2 separate regions of the Homo sapiens genome follow, and region 1 is linked to region 2. The links are chromatin loops, found by intact Hi-C in ENCODE. Cell type or tissue: HCT116. All regions are shown on one strand. Links, peaks and the distances in the headings refer to the core of each region. The heading gives the core; the rest is flanking DNA.

The links. A loop is a pair of places that touch in the nucleus more often than their neighbours do. Peaks named below come from ENCODE experiments on the same cell type or tissue, not always from the same donor. Only the 100,000 strongest peaks of a DNase experiment are listed, where the experiment ranks them.
Region 1: a loop joins it to region 2, with 17 times the contacts of the local background. A loop is called at or near these places in 11 of 110 quality-filtered maps.

What each region holds. Positions count from the first base shown.
Region 1 is chr10:47,336,554-47,344,886 of GRCh38, reverse strand. No RefSeq gene overlaps it. Among named protein-coding and RNA genes, the nearest start is that of RBP3, 7.6 kb to the left of the region's middle. RefSeq lists an enhancer at 1,695-2,357. In HCT116, for the core only: a CTCF peak has its summit at 4,121 (motif pointing right); a DNase peak (open chromatin) is centred at 4,126.
Region 2 is chr10:47,042,584-47,050,916 of GRCh38, reverse strand. No RefSeq gene overlaps it. Among named protein-coding and RNA genes, the nearest start is that of PTPN20, 140 kb to the right of the region's middle. In HCT116, for the core only: a CTCF peak has its summit at 3,162 (motif pointing left); a DNase peak (open chromatin) is centred at 3,126.

The DNA of each region.
Region 1 (8,333 bases), core at 112-8,111, 290 kb before region 2:
CCTTGACTTTTTATTCATTTTATGTATTTTCATTTTACTTTTTTCTTAAATCAGAGGAGTAAAACATACTCATTTTTGTAGAAATGTGCAAACAAACCTTTTCCAAAGCTTTTAAAATCCAGCCTCCTTTAGTAACAAATAATCAGCATTGAATGTCTAGCCATTGTCACCTGTGTCTGTGTACACGCAGGGAGGTGCACATATAGGAGAGATCCATCCACACATCTATGGGCACCCCATCCATTTGTCCATCCTATTGTCAGCCGTTTATTAGCATAGATGATAATTTGCATTTTGTTTTACTCACTTAAACATACAACACAAACATCCTTCCCAGTTGAAGTATACTCATTAAACTCATCCTTTTAATGGCTACATGTAGTCTGGGGATCCCTAATCTAAAAATCTGAAATCTGAAATGCTCCAAAACCTGAAACTTTTTGAGCACCGACACAACACCACAAGTGAAAAATTTCACACATAAGTACTTAACACCAACTTTGTTTCATGCAAAAAATTATTTAAAATATTGATATAGTTACCTTTAGGCTATGCGTATAAGGCATACATGAGGCATAAATACTGTGTTTAGACTAGAGTCCCACTCCCAGGATATCTCATTATGTACATACAGATATTCCAAAATCCAAAAAGAATCTGAAATCTAAAACACTTCTTTCTCCAAAACTTTCAGATAATGGATACTCATCCTGTAGTAGTTCTTGATGATTTACTGACCCTTTGTGAGGCATATTTTAAGCTTTTTCTGTTTTTACTTCAATATTGTTTCAGCGATATTGCGATAAATGTTTTTGAAAACGCGTTCTTAAGGGCCTAAGGTGCTTTTTTGTTTGTGGATAAATTCCCAAACTTGGGCTTGCTGAGTCAAAGGGCATATACACTTGTTTGTTTCCTGTATTGTATTTTTTCAGTACCTTTTAAATTATCTAATAAGTACGTCCTTTTTTCACTACTTAATTGATGTATAATTAACATATAATGAACCTATTTGAAGTGTATCATTTAGTCAGTTTTGACACATGCATACCCCCCCGAAATTCTCACCGCCACCTGGGCAACATATATTGCTGTCGCCCTCAAGTTTTCCTGGTGCCCCTTTGCTCCCCAGTCCCCTCTGCATTCCCATATCCAGACAAACATGGATTTACTTGCTGCCAACACTATAGATTAGCTTGTAGCTTCTAGAATTTGCTATAAAAGAAATGATACCCTTTTTTTATCTGTTTTCTTTTGCCCAGCATAATGATTGTGGGATTCACCCATATTGTTGAGTGTACCAATAGTTCATTTATTTTGTTTGCTGAGTAGCCTTCCATTGCACAGATGGACCACAATTTGTTATCCATGCACCTGTCGATAGCCCTTCAGGTTGCTTCCAGTGATGAATATTACAAAGAAAGCTGACATGAGCCAGGTGTGGTGGCTCTCGGCTGTAATCCCAGCACTTTGGGAGGCTGAGGTGGGCAGATCACCTGAGTTCAGGAGTTCGAGACCAGCCTGACAGACAAGGTGAAACCCAGTCTCTACTAAGAATACAAAAATTAGCTAGGCATGGTGGCGGATGCCTGTAATCCCAGCTACTTGGGAGGCTGAGGCAGGAGAATTGCTTGAACCCAGGAGGCAGAGGTTGCAGTGAGCCAACATTGTGCTACTGCACTCCAGCCTGGACTACAGAGCGCGACTGTTAAAAAAAAAAAAAAAAGAAAGCTGATATGGATATTTGAGTGCAAGTCTTCGTGTGGATGTGTGTCTTTCTTTTTGCTGGAGTAATATAATACCTAGGATAGGAATGTATATTTAACATTTTAAGAAATGACTCAACTGTTTTCCAAAATTTAAATTTCTACCAGCAGCAAGAGACTACCAGTTCCTCCACATTAGTGGCAACAATTGGTAAGGAGAGACAGTTAAATTTTAGCCATTCAAATAGGTATGTTGTGGCATCTCATTGTGATTTTAATTTGTATTTGCTTAACAATTAATGGCGTTGAGCATCTTATTATGTATTCATTGGCCACTTGTATGTCTTCTATGGTGAAATCGATGTTCAAATCTTTTGCTCATTTGTTGGGGAAGGGAGGCAGTTGTTTGTCTTATTATTGATAAAGTAAAAGTTATTTTTATGTTCTGGATGTAAGACTTTTGCCTGATATATGTGTTGCAAATATTTTCTTCTAGTCCATGCCTTGTCTTTTCATGTTGTCAACTGTGTCTTTTGAAGATTGAAAGTTTTTCTTTGATGAGTCCAAATTTATCATTTTTTCCCTTTACGATTCATGCTTTTAGTGACACAGCTAAGAAATCTTTGCTGATCTCAAGGCCACAAAACCTTTCCTTTAGTATTTTGTTCTAGAATTTCTACAGTATTAGGTTTCACGTGAGTCTATGATGTATTTTCAGTTAATTAGATATCCAGTTGAGCCCACGCTAGTTGTTGAAAAGACTTTCCTTGTTCTAGCGAATTGTATTGGCATCTTGATAAAAAAGCAATTGATCGCATCTGTGTGGGCCTATTTCTACACAGTCTATTCCACTGCGTTCATCTATTTGTCTGTTTTCTACCCACATCACACTCTCTTGTTTACTACAGTTTATAATATGTCTTGAAATTATGTAATCTGAGTCTACCAACTTTGTTATTGTTTATCAAAATTATTTTGGCTATTCTAGTTCCTTTGATTATCCATATACATTTTTGATTCAAATCATTGACTTTACAATCAGATTATTGATTGGGATTGAATTGAATGCATAGATGAGTTTGCAGACAATTTACCTCTTAACAATACTGAGTCTTCCAACCCATGAATACGTTATATCTCTTTACTTATTTAGGCCTTCTTTGATTTATTTATCAGTGTTGTGTGGTTTCACTATATAGATCATGCAAATATTTTGCTAGGTTTATACCCATGTATTTTGTGGGGTTTTTTTTTTTTGGTGCTATTGTAAATGGCACTTTTTTCTTTAAATTTTAATGTCCAGTTATTCATTATGTTTTGATCATATATTTTACAACTTGCTAAACTCCTTCATTTATTCTAGTATACATTTGGAAGATTCCTTGGAATTTTCTAAAGGGGTGTTCATGTTGCATTTCTTGATTGACAACTTAAGGATGCTATTTTTTTTTCTTCTTTTTTTGAGACAGAGTCTCGCTCTGTTGCCCAGGCTCGAGTGCAGTGGCGTGATCTCGGCTCACTGCAAGCTCCGCCTCCCGGGTTCACGCCATTCTCCTGCCTCAGCCTCCGGAGTAGCTGGGACTACGGGTGCCTGCCACGAGGATGCTATTTTTTACTCTTGCCTTATTGCTCTTGCTAGGGTCTCCAGTGCCTTGTTCGTGATCTTAGGGGGAAAACATCCAGTTTACCATTAAATATAAAGTTAGCTGTAGATTTTTTTTTGGTAGATGCCCTTTATCAGTTGAAAATTCTTTTCTATTCCTAGTAATTTGAGAATTTTTTAAAAATCGTGAATGAGTTTTGAATATCGTCAGATGCATCTACTAACATGATGTTTTTTCTTCTTTAGTTTGTTAACATAGTTAATCATATTGACTGGTTTTCTAATCTCGAACCAGCCACTCATTTATGGGTTAAATCTCACTTGTTCATGATGTATTAGCCTTTGAATATGTTCCTGGATTTAATGTACTGGTATTCTGTTGAGGGCTTTTGCATGGTTATAAGGAATATCGCTCTCAAGTTTTCTTTTCTTTTGGTTTTGGTATCTAGGTAACGTCTACCTCATAAAAGTGTTGGAAAGTAATTTTTTCTCTTCCTATTCCTCCCCCTTTCTATTTGCTGGGAAAAGTTTGTATGGAATTGATATTATTTCAAGTACTTGAGGGGCTGAGAAGTATTGCGCTAAGCATGAAAGGAGGGCTGGTTGGGCTTATACCTTATTCCTACTTTTCGACTGAGCATTTCACAGTTTTGTGTCATCAGAGGAAAACGATAACTGAAGTATCAGAACATAGATTATTCCAGCTGTTAATGATCTATATTAGAAAGTATTCACAGCCTCAAAGATGACATCACTTGCCTGATGTCAGTGATTCCAGCAGGAGCTGGAATCATGAGGGTGCATTACCCACTGCTGCCTCCAGGGGGTGCTGTGTGTCAGGCAGCAGAGCCTAGGGCCTTTGAACCTGGATGAGTTCTGAGGTGTGTAATGGGTTCAGAATAGTGACCAAGTTCCCATCAGCCAGGGGCTCATCACCCACACAGTGGTTGGGTGGAAGGATAGAAGCCCCTTCTCTGCAGGATGGAAGCCCCTCGGAAGCACATGGCTGTCCTGCCCTTCCCTGCGCGACACCTTTTCTGTGCAGTGAGGACAGAAGTTCAAGTTTTCAGACAGAGTACATTTCAGCCAGAGATATCCTAGAGACTGAACACAGGAGGGTGGGGCCTTAGGCTGTTTGGAAGGCTTGATTTGCACAAAGAAATGAGGAAGCAATTTGCATCTGGAGAGAATGCATGAATGACACTGTTTAACAGGAAGGTAAGACCACAAGGCTAGCGACCCAGGATCGGAGTCGGGTCCCTGCTGTCTGAATCTGCAGGGCATGTGCCGTGTTTATGGATGATGCCTTCATCACTCCCCACCCAGGCCATTTCTCCTAAGCCACTGCTCCTTCTGCTTTGGGGATGAGAAAGCTGGGGCTCAGGGAGAGCACAGAACTTGCTCAAGAGCACAGAGCTGAGGAGACATGGACCTGCTAAAGGGAGAGAGGATCCCACACACACTGCCCTGAGCTTTGGTTCCTGTTTGTGTCGTAATCCCAGGCACGGACTTGTGGCAGGAGGTGGGGTGGGGAGAGAGGCTCCAGCAGGGACTAGGACCCCTGTGGCTGTGGCAAGGCTGTGTCTCCAGTAACTGCAGGGCATTAGTCTAGAGGAGACGGAGGAGATGGACCCCGCACTGACAGATGCAGGGGTGAAGCCTGAACCCAACAGGCAGAGCAGCCCGGGCGCCCTTCAGGAATCCAGGCCATTAGGTGGGATGACACAGGGGGCTTGGGAGTCGTTAGTGGAACACAGCCTTGGGAATCTGACAGCAGGACATTGCAGGGTTTGGGAAGCAGGGTTCACCGGGGAGGCCTGAGAGCAGGGAGGGCTCAGGGCCCAGGGCTGGCTTAAAGTCCAGGGAGCGAGGCTGGGTCCACTCATCTGGATGTGGGCTCAACATGAGGACCAACTTCTGGGCAAGGCGGAGTATGCAGGGAGCAGGGGGTGCGAAGTGTGGCCAGGCAGCAGGAGGCAGCCTTCTCTCTCTCTTGCCTAAGGTATCTGATGTGGAACTGATTCAAGGAAGTGGGAATGTTGGTCCAGGGGCTCGGGGTGGTCTAAGGCAAGGAGGTCCCTAGCAGGCACTCACAGGAGTCATCTTCCTCCCTGAGTGTCCTCCTTCATCAGCACCCTAGGCACTTTCTAGAAGCTGAGCAGGGATGCTGAGGTAGGTATCTCAGTGGAGCACCACATCCACGAAGCCCTGTGCCGGGCGCTGCCCTGACAGTCCTGTGCTTTGGAAACCTGGGCTTGTGTGTCCTGAGCCTTGCTGCAGAGAGGACTTGGTCTACAGGGGCATCTGTTTCCCCACCGGTGGATCTGTCTCTGAGAAGAAAAGCCTGGATTCTGTCATCTGAGGACAGCCTAACAGTGAGGAATTGGAGGAGATGCTTTGACTCATAAAAGGGAAGAAGTAGCTGGGACAAAGGCAGAATGGCTTTGGAAAATACTTACCGCTTCTGTTTGTACCCTGTCATGAAGATTGTCTCGTTTAATCTTTTTTTTAAAATGATTTTCTTGAGATACAATTCACCCATTTAAAGTATATAATTCAATGATTTTTAGTATTCACAGAAATTTATGACCATTACCAAAATCAATAATATTAGAACATTTTCATCACCTCAAAATAAAACCCTGTAACCTTCAGCTCTTACCCACTATCCACACCCGCATCCCTGCCTCCCAGCTCTAAGAAACTACTCATCTACTTTCGATTTCTATAGATTTTCCTGTTCTGGAATTTTTCACGTGAATAGGATCGTATAATATGTGACTTTTTGTGACTGGCTTATTTCATTTAGCAAAATGTATTCAAGGTTCATCAATGTTGCAGGTTCATCCATGGCTCACTACAGTCTCCACCTCCTGGACTCAAGTTCACTCCTTTTTATGGTTGAATAATATTCCATTCTATGCATATGCCACATTTTGTTTATTCATTCATTAACTGATACAAATTTGTTTTTTTTCCACCTTTTGGCTATTATGAATAATTCTGCTATAAAAATGTCTGTATAAGTTTTTGTGTGAACATACATTTTCATTTCTCTTGGATACATGCCTAGGCATGGGATTGTTGGGTCATATGGTAACTCTATGTTTAACTTTTTGAGGAACTGCCAGTTTTCCAAAGAGACTGTATAATTTTGCACTCCCACCAGCAATGTGTGAGTTCTGATTTCTCCACAACCTTGAAAACAATTATTATCCAACTTTTTGATCATAGCCATCCCAGTGGGTGTGAAGGGGTATCTCATTACAGCATTGATCTGCACTGCCTGATGACTAATGAAGTTGGGCATCTTTTCATGTGCTTATTGGCCATTTGTGTATCTTCCTTGCAGAAATGTCTATTTAGATGATTTGCTTATTTTAAAAATTAGGTTATTTATCATTTTATTATTGAGTTGTAAGAGTTTTTTATATATGCTAGATTCAAGTCCCCTATCATATACGTAATTAGCAAGTATTCTCTCTCACTCTGTGGATTAATCTTTCACTTTCTTGAAGATGTCCTTTGAAGCACAAAATGTTTTCATTTTGATGAAGTCCAGTTTATCTAATTTTGCCTTCATTGCTCTTGATGTCATATCTAGGAATCTTTTTCCAAAGCCAGGCTCATAAAGACTTACCCCTATGTTTTCTTCTAAGAGTTTTAGCTCTTATTTTTAGGTCCTTGATCCATTTTGAGTTAAGTTTTGATTATGCTATGAGGTAAGGAAGCAAATTTATTCTTTTGCATATGGAAATGCAGTTGTACACCATGTTCTCATTTAATCATTACAATCCAGAGATATCATGAGCCTATTCTTTAAAATAAACATCTCCCTTTTACATCCCCGCTTTAAGGAGTCTTATGGGGAGATGTAAAATGGAGATGTTTATTTTAAATAATAGGTTCATGTGATTGTGGGAGCTGGAAAGTCTGAAATCTGTTGTGCAAGCCCCAGCAGACTGCAAATTCAGGCAAGAGTCGATGCTGTAGTCTTGAGACCAAATTTGACAGGGCAGGCAGCTGGCTGGTAACTCAGACAGGGTTTCTCTGTTGTAGTCTTGAGGCTGATTGCTTCTTCCTCAGGAAACTGCTCATCAGGCCTTGAACTGATTAGATGAGACCCACCCACATTATGGCGGATAATCTGCTTCACGTACAGGCTACTGGTAGCAAAAGTGTATCACATCCACTAAATACTTTCCCAGCAGCATCTCAACTAGTGCTGCACCAAACAGTTTGGCACCATCGGATAGTCAAGTTGACATAAAATCAGTCATCACAGGTAGTATGGTTGCCGTTTTTTAGGAGAAGAATCTGAGGCTCGGAGAGGTTAAAAGATTTCTCCAGAAGCACAGTCAGTCTAAACATAAACTGGATTATCACGTGCTGGGCGAGGAGTCAGGAAAGGGAAATGGGAAAATGTTGGTCAAAGGGTACAAAGGATACATAAATTCCAGAAATCTTCTGTGTAGCCTAGTGACTGTGGTTAATAATGCTGTACTGTATACTTGAAAATCATAAGAGAGTAGATCTTAAACATTTTCACCACAAAGCATGTAGGGTGATGGATATGTTAATTAGCTTGATTCAATCATTTTGCAGTGTATACACAAACATCACATCGTATACTGTAAGTATATGCAATTTTATTTGTCAATGACATCTCATGAAGCTCAAGGATAAAAACGACACTTGGACCGGAAGCTGGCTCCTCAAGGCACTCCGTTCTTATGCCCATATTAAGCCTCTCTGTTCTGAGAACAGTCCAGGCTTAGGGAGCACTTGAATTCTCAGAACTCCAAGTAGGTTCCAGGAAAAAATACCATCTCATTGATGGCAGACACACACATTGTGTGAATGACTAGAGTTTCTCTAAAGCATACATTCCTCCTCTCACTGTGCCTGAACTCTTAGTCACAGCAATGTGGGGTGCCATCCTCGTTTAGGAAAGTTCTTCCATGACGTGGCCTCTCTGTTTGTGTTTCTTCCTGCTGTTTCCCCTAAGCCCATCAGACGTATGCGTG
Region 2 (8,333 bases), core at 77-8,076:
GCGAAGGTGATCTCCCTCTGGCAAACAGAAATCTGCGCTGTTGGGAGACAGAGCAGTAGGCATCTATCTCCACATAGCTATCTTGAGCACCTGGTATGCACCATTTTGTTAGCATGGAACTCTCTCCCTATCCCTATCTCAGCAGCTTCCTTGGAGCCAGCAGCAGGCCTGAGGAGGAGGAGAGGGGAGTGGCCATCCAGCTGTCAAGAGAGAATCCACAGGCCCCATAGGAGGGACCTGGCTGCCCATCATAGACACTCAGTCTCTCGCTCTGTGGCTGTCAAGCTCCCAATATTTCTGTCTCTCTCTTCTTTTCTGTCTTTATCTGTATCTTTCTCTGTGTCTTCTTCTCTCTCTGTCTCTGTCTCCCTCTCTGTTTATCCTTCTCTATATCTCTGTCTCTGTCTGTCTCTGTCTCTCTCTCCCTCTTTCCCTCCTCTCCCTCTCTTTTTCTCTCTCCTTCCTCCCCCTTTCCTTGCATTTCCCTGGGGATGATGGAGTTTTCCTCCACGTCACCATGTGGCTAGACAAATCAGCCCTGGCCTTTTTGCTCTTGCATGAGAGTAGAAGGCCTCCCAAAGCCCCTCAGGTTCCATGGTGTCTGCTCCAGCCAGGCCCCCCACCAAAACCCTCTGAATCACTGGCTCTGGGGATGGCAAGAGCCCTCTTTCCCTGGTCCTCACACTCAGTCCCAGACTGTTGAGACTAATGACCTTGAGTGTGTGTCACGTCCCTCATGTCCCCCTCTAGGGAAACTGGCCAGAGTGGGAAATCACAGCCAGATTTTGGGTCATGGGCAAGGGGCTGAGGGCTCATGTCTGTGAAGAGAGGGGCCTCGAGGGGCCCAGGCAGGGAATGGCAGTGCCGGGAGCACTATGGAGAGTGGTGGGGTCTGCAGGAACCTGCCACCAACTAGATTGGGCAGCCGCTCTCCTGCCGCACGTCTCCTTTCACATCTGTGGCCAGAGTCTCCAACTTTTCAGGAGAAACTGCAGATCTAGATTTTCATATGAAAATGTTAAGACATAATTCAAAGTTTTTTGAGAAGCACTCTGCAAGCCAAATAAAACACATCAGCAGGACGGATCTGGCCAGCACAGCACATTCATGACCTCTGTTTGGTGTCCCCTAACACCCACCCCTGGGCCCCAGCCACCTTCAGGGCTGGCAGGGGGGCCTCTGCTTCCAGGGCCCATGCTCCTCCCTCGCCTTCATCCTGGTCATGGGGCTCTGCCTTCCCCGGAGCTGTCCCAGTGTTCAGATGACCCTGAGGCAGGAGCCCACCTGCAGTACAGCCTCCAGGCTGGTCAGCCGGTGTAGACATCTGGTCATTCTTCATGTCTGTCACCTGCCCAGCTGGTCACAAAGCAGAGGTCCGAGCCCCAGGAAACCCAGGACCACCAGGCTGTGGAGGAGAAAGACTTGCTGGTGTTTCATGGCCCTTGTTTGCTGTTACCAAAGCTCATGTTTAAACACAATTACTTTCTGCTCCACTCAGGCAACCCAGTTGGCACACCCTTCCAGGGACCAAGTCCCATGGCCTTTAAGGAAGCCCTAGCATGGGGCTGCCCATTCCCCAGACATGAAAGGCAGCTAGTAAGTTTGCTACTCATTAGCTGTGTGGCCTGGGAAAATGACTTAGTTTGGCTGGCCTCAGTTTCTTCATCTGTAAAATGGGAACACTATCTCATGCTAGATAAAAAAGGACAAAATTAGACAATTAGATAAATTCCCTCCCAGCTTCACCCATGTGCAGAAATCCTTGAAGAAGGAGAAGGCGAAGGAGAAGGAGAAGGAGAAGGAGAGGAGAAAGGGGAATTAATATTTGTTGAACCTATTATGCATGAGGCACCTTGACAAGGGCTTACAAATGTCATCTCAACTCACCCTATGAATCACCCTGGCAGGCTATCACCCCACTTCACACAGCCCCTATTTCCACTTCACAGATGAAATCCTGAGCTCCAGGTAAGTTGAGCTATTTGTCCCCGGAAGGGCCCAAGATTTGAACCAAGATTCAAATTTGGTCGGTCTCAACATTAAACCTAGAAACCCGGCCAGCTGCAGTAACCCCCCTGCAGTGCCTTCAGCCTCTGGCCCTGGACCGACACTCCCTCCCATGGCTCCAACATGTGTGGGCCCAGGCTCCAGCGCCCTCCTCAGGGGCTGCCCTGCCTCTGCTCTTGAGAGGACCTGCAGGCCTCCATCACCCAGCCCACGCTTCCTGTCTGTGTTGCAGGGGTGCCCAACCCAGTGCTGGCCTCTTCCTCTCGGTGTTGCAGGCGGCCTGCCAATGCCATTCCTTGACTCAAATGGACTCTGTGGACAAAAGAACACTCCCCCAACTACTGCCTTCTTGGCCCAGGCAACTCCTTCTCATCCTTCAGAACCCAGTTCAGACATACCTCGTATTGGGGGCTGTGCCTGGCAACCCCAGCTCCCCAGGCTGGGCTGAATGCCTCCCTAGGCCACACCAGCACCCACCTTGGCCTTGATCTCATTCACTATCAGTGAGTCCACTCTGCAGTGAGGGGCAACGCTGAGCTGAGGTAAGGCAGCTCTCCTGGGGCCACTGCCTTAACCTGAGGGTCCCAGCAGCTGTCCCTGGGGCCCCTGGTCCTTGCCTCTGATGCCACCCTGTGCTGCTGTTACCCACTCTCAAGCAAACCACACCCTGGTGGGAGGCCCTGGGGCTGCAGAGGCTGTGAGGACAGAGCCTGAAGCCTCTGCTGGGGTCCCACCCTGAGCTCTGAAAGAACCCCCAAATGGAAGCCCCCACCCTCTGTGTTGCACTTTGCTTTTCCCATGTGGCCACAGGTCCCAGGTTGGGGACTGGGCCACCTTCCCTTCCTCTTGCTTTAGTTTCATGCCCAGCTCCGGGTGTCTTCTCGTCGGGGACTCTGCATGCCTTTCTCAGGGCTGAGCAGAGCTGAGGGGTCCAGGAGCCCTGGTTACCCCCAGGTGACATCCCGTGGTATTGTTAGCATGGAGGTGATGTAGTGAAGACGGGTTGTCAGCTAGGATGGGGGCGAGATGACCATCTAAGCAATGTCAGAGCAGGGCACGTACTCAAAAATGTACAAACGTATCTTCCAATCTTCCAGCTGTTGGGAGAGCTTGGGCCACCCAAGGGCACAGCGCCCCCTGCTGGCCATGACGATGATGCGGCTTAGCTCACAGGGCTTTCCTCTGCAGCAGCTCCCCAGAAGCCAGGCAGGGGAGTGCTGGGCGGGGTGGGAGAGGGATAGGGGTGTGCATGCATGGGCCATTTCTCATTCTCTAACATACAAACGTGCTCTGACACCTCTCTTGAGGACCCCCTGTGCCCACTGGCACCACCAACAAATCAATCACATAGCCAATCAACAAATTAACAAGCACCTGCAGTGTGCACACACTGGCCCAGACTCACCTTACCTGGATGCTCCCCACCTCCACTCTCTGTGTTCAATTTGCCATAGTCCTCCTGCCCCACCTCCCATGGCTCTCACCCCCACAGAACTGCCCCTTGTGCCTTCCTCCTCAACCAGGTCCTCACGCCCCCAACAGGACACATACCCAGGGCCCAACCACGTGGCCTATCTCTGCACTCTCCTGCACCCATCCATCCCGCACACCACCCACACTCCAGTACTCTTGCCAAGAATGCTCGAGCATTCTCACCACCAGCTCCACAACCTCCAGGGCTTCCCTGTCCTTGAGAAAGAGCCCAGGGAAAGGCTTGGGTGATCAGACCCAACCTGCAGACGCAGCCCTGCCTGCCTGACTCCCACTCAATCTGCCCTCTAAGCAAACTGCAGCAGCACAGCACCATTCCCAGAAAGCACCCTTCACAGCAGCCTCCCACACATCTTCACAGCCCCCCACCTGCACAGGCATACTCAGCCTCACAGAGTCCCCCTACAGCCCTGACCCCTCGTTCCTATGGAAGACTCACGCCGAGGCCCTCGTCCATTCCCATTGCACATGGACCCACCAGGCCACTCACCTCTTCATCTGAGCCCCCACACCCAGAAGCACCCATGCCCCAACACCCTCTGTGGTATCCACCCTCCCGCCCACACTCAGGGTTCTGTACAGAAAGGAGGGATGCAGGGAGTGTGGTGAGCATAGGCCCCGACGCCCAGTTTCCCCAGAGAAGCCTTTCAGAGAAATCGCTTTCACATGGCAGCTTTGGTCCTCCGGGAGGGCAGCGGCTGAGGAGGGGGCATGACGGGGCAGCCAGCGAGACCATTGTTCACGCCTTGGCTGCTGGAGCCAAGCCCCTACCCCAGTGCCCCTTATCCATTGGAGGAGGCCGCAGGAAAACAAGGTCTGGTACCCGAGGGGCCCAGTGACCCGTTTGAGCAGCTCCCCTCAAGCAGAAGTTTCCCACATGACCTTCCAGCCGGGCCCTGGGCTTTCCTGCCTCCACAGCAACCGCAGTCCCCTCGCTTGGCACTGTGTCTTGGCCCAGGGCACAGGGGAAGGGAGGAAATGGGGAGGTGGGGAGAGGATGCACAGGCCTAGCCCGGGCTCCCAGCTGGCAACAGCCCTTCCTGTAAGGACTTCTGGGCCCTCTGGGTCCTCTGACCACCTCTTTCCACCACCCAAAACTGGTCATGGCCTGCATGGGTTTGGGGACCCAGTGAGCTACACTCACATCACTGGATGCTTCAAAGCAGCTGTGTGACTCCAGGCAAGTGTCAGGACCGTGGGTTCCTCATGCCCTCCTGGCTATCAAGCTTGAAGGGCCCACGTGGAGATTCGAGGGAAAATGCACACTCAGGCCCAGGAGCAGTGCCTCACACCAGTGAGTGGAGTTCCCTTTTAACATATTCTTGGGTATTGCCTCCACCTAGGGTCTGTTTGTCCCCAAATTTAAGCTTCCTGGGTTCTGACTATGTTGGGCCCAGTGGTGTGGTCTCTGCCCAGCTGGATGTCAGCCTCCCCTCGGCCTCAAGGGCCCAGTGCTACCACCCATGTTTCCTTACCATGACTCTGAGCAGTGCTGGTCCCTCTCTGAGTCCCAGGAATGGTGCACTTGTCTGCTACCGGTATCTCCACTCCCCAAGAACCTTCCTCACCCATCCTACTGGGCCACCCAGGACTTCTGGCCCTCTCTGGACTTCTGACAGGCTCTGCTATAAGCCCAGGCTCTCCACCTCCTCACACCCAGCCCCTCACAGGGCCAACGCACCTTAGTAGGTGCTTGGCCAAGGGTGGCAGGGCCATGTTCAATACACAGATTTCCTCTATGAGACTTTGCGGGGAGGACAGAGAGCTTGCCAGCAGCCTGGCCTCTTGTCCCGTGCCCTAGGCCCTTTGGAGGGAGCCCCTGCCCTGACCCTGGGGCCTCCCTACCTCTTGCACTATTGCCTGGCCTTCTATAGCCAGCCCCTCACACCTCCCAAGCTGTGGTCACGTGGAGGCCCTGCCACTCACGGGCCACACCTGCCATGTCCTCGGAGCCTTAAGATGCAGGTGTTGAGAGCTCGGTGTTGCCTGTAAAGGTCCCCCTGGAGGGGTCCCTCCCATCAGGCCTGGAGGCTCGGGTCTGTATACATGCATCTGCATGGGGCATGACTGGTTTCCAGAACCTCAGAGCCCAATCCACCTGCCCACATAGCCCATACCAGCTGACCAATGACAGTGAGGCGAATCACCAGTCTCCTCCTCACTCTGAGGCCTCCCTGCGCTGACCCTGTCCTCAACCTTTGATTTCTCCTTCTTACAGCCCAGCTCCCACATTGGACTCAGTTCTGTGATTTGGGATCTGGCCTTGACCTCCAACTTGCCCCAGATTGTGCCTTGGACTTGGCCCAGTCCATGCTCAGGTGGGCCACCCAGAGCCACTTTGGGCCTCTCAGAGCTTATTTCCTTTGGTGTTTGGTGCTGTGGACAGAGAATAGTCTGGCGGAGAGGGGAGCTGAGACATGCAGGATGCTGGTGCCTGGAATGGCTGGCACTGAGCCCATCGCTGCCTGGAACCACTGGCTGCCTCCTCTCTGTGGCTTGTCTTTGCCATAGTCTGTGAGCTTGGGGCCCACACCCCATGGAGCACCATGGCCAGACCCAGGCAGCAAAGGTGAGGTTGGCCCACAGGGAAACCTGTGGAAGGCTCTGGCCCCCACCCCATCCCAGGCTCACCCTGCCTCACAGAAAGCACAGGAGACCCCTGGCACTGGGGCTGGAGCCCAGGACACCTCTCCCAACTTCCTCTGGATTATGAAATATATTTCATGTGATATCTCAATTCTTTTCAAACAACATGGAGTGACATCTGCAGGGCACTTTCCTAATGCTAAACACCTTGGGTCAGCAGTAGAAATGCCTCCAGTCATTGGGGTGGCTCCTAATCTTCAGATGTCAGGCGCCAGGGAACCCAACTTAGGGACTAAGATCCTCACTTGGGAAGGGTCCTGGGGGCCATCAGAGGGATGGCCATCACTCACAGGTGAGCGAGTGTGCACATCTGGATTCATTTCCACGACTCAGGATCACATCAGGCAGCATCAGGGGCCCCAGGAGGGATGGAGGTCACAGGCTCCCACCCTCGTCTTAGCCCTGGAAACATGAAGGCCTCCAGTGCCCTCCTCCAGTAACCCCGTGAGTGCCTGGCACAACAGTGGGCACTCAGTGAATGCCGGTAAGTGCCTGCTGACCAGAGCTCATATGGGGGAGTGCACCTCTCTGGCAAGCTGGATCCCATCAGTGTCGGCCCACATGTGCACCAGCCTCGTTTCAGCTGGGAGAATCGCATCAGGACAATGGGAAAGCTTCTCCCCGTTCCCCTGCCAGGTGGGCCCAACGCCAGAGCCGCGATCCAGGGCATCGCTGCTAAGTTTCCAGGCTCCCGTCAGGCATCACTCCCACCCAGGGGGACCCTGCACTGTCTCACTTCTTTAGAGACAGATCAAATTGGAGAGAGTTGGCTCGCATCAAAGACAAGGCCTATGTTGTTTACACACATTTTTTTGGGAAGAGGGAACAAATTATTTTCCTTCTTGTCCATGGGATGCCAATGATGAGTTCTGGAGAACCACTCAGAGACACCTGTCATGAATTCCCAGGGCAGGGTGAGTGGAGATGGAGCAAACAGCCCACAGCGCAGGCTCCTGATTTAGAAGGGAAAGTGCAGCATGGATTCTCTAAAGTCCAGCAGCAGCAGCTTGCAGGAGACACTGCGGCACTCATGGTGCCCTGAAAGTTGCACGGGATGGAGGCCACAGGGGACGATGCATGCTGATGACATGGCAGGAAGGGCAGGTCTTGACTCAGCCCAAGGGAGCTTCTACCCGGGGCCGCCGTCCTGCACTTCTGAGCATATTCATCAGGGACAAGGGGAGAGGCAGGCTCATGGCCCTAGGGTCTGGGTCCCCCTGACACACCCACACAGTGGTGGAGCCTTGAGGACAGCCTGGGGCCTGCTGCAGGTGTCCCAGGGAAGAGGGCATGGGGGATCTGTGCCTGCCCACATTGGAATGCCTCCCCCATGGGAAGCACTGCAGGCTGGGCAACTATGGGGGAAATCACCAGGAGCCTGCACAGAGGCCCCGCCCAATGCACTGGAGCATGAAGCAAGGAGCGTCTGCCTGCCCTAAGGGCACCCCATCTGGAGAGAGTGACTATGGCACTGGCCATCCTGTCAGCCGGGAGCCTCAGGGAACAAAGGCAGAGAGAGCCCCCAGAGGAGATGGCAGCTCAGGTGAGCCTCAAGTGATCACCTGCAAGGAGGGGATTTCCACAGAGGGGCGTGAGTCGACGGTGGGATGCAGCTTCTTTTATTCATTTATTTATTTATTTGTTTGGCCAAAAAGAAGAAAGAAAAAGTCCCACTCATCTTTACCATCCAGATCACATTGGGCAGAGGTTCAAGGAACCTGCGTGTGGCACCCTGGGTGGAAGAACGCTCTGGTCCCGACAGCAGTCTCCCTCTGCTGAGGCCTTCCCTGACTCCCCAACACCCGCTCCCCATTTCCCTTCCCTTCTCTCCCTGCTCTGCAGCCTGATCATCACAGACGTAGTGTGGGCTCCACCCATTTTTGGAGACCGTCAGCCCTTCCATGGCAGCACCTTGCTTTCACCGGGCTCCCAGTCTTGAGCTCTGCCCTGAGTGCCTCCCATGCACAGTGCTCATTCATTTTGGTTCATTCAGCACCTTCCCATTTTACAGGTAGAGAAACATAGGCCCAGAGAGGCTAAGTGACTTGTCCAAAGCAACCAGCTGGCGCATGGCAGAGCAAGGACTCCATCCAGGCTTCCTGAATCTGCATAGTTAACCCCTGGGCCATAGAATCTAAAATGGTAACATTATCTAAGGTCTGGGATTTTTGCAGTTGCAATGTTCCCAG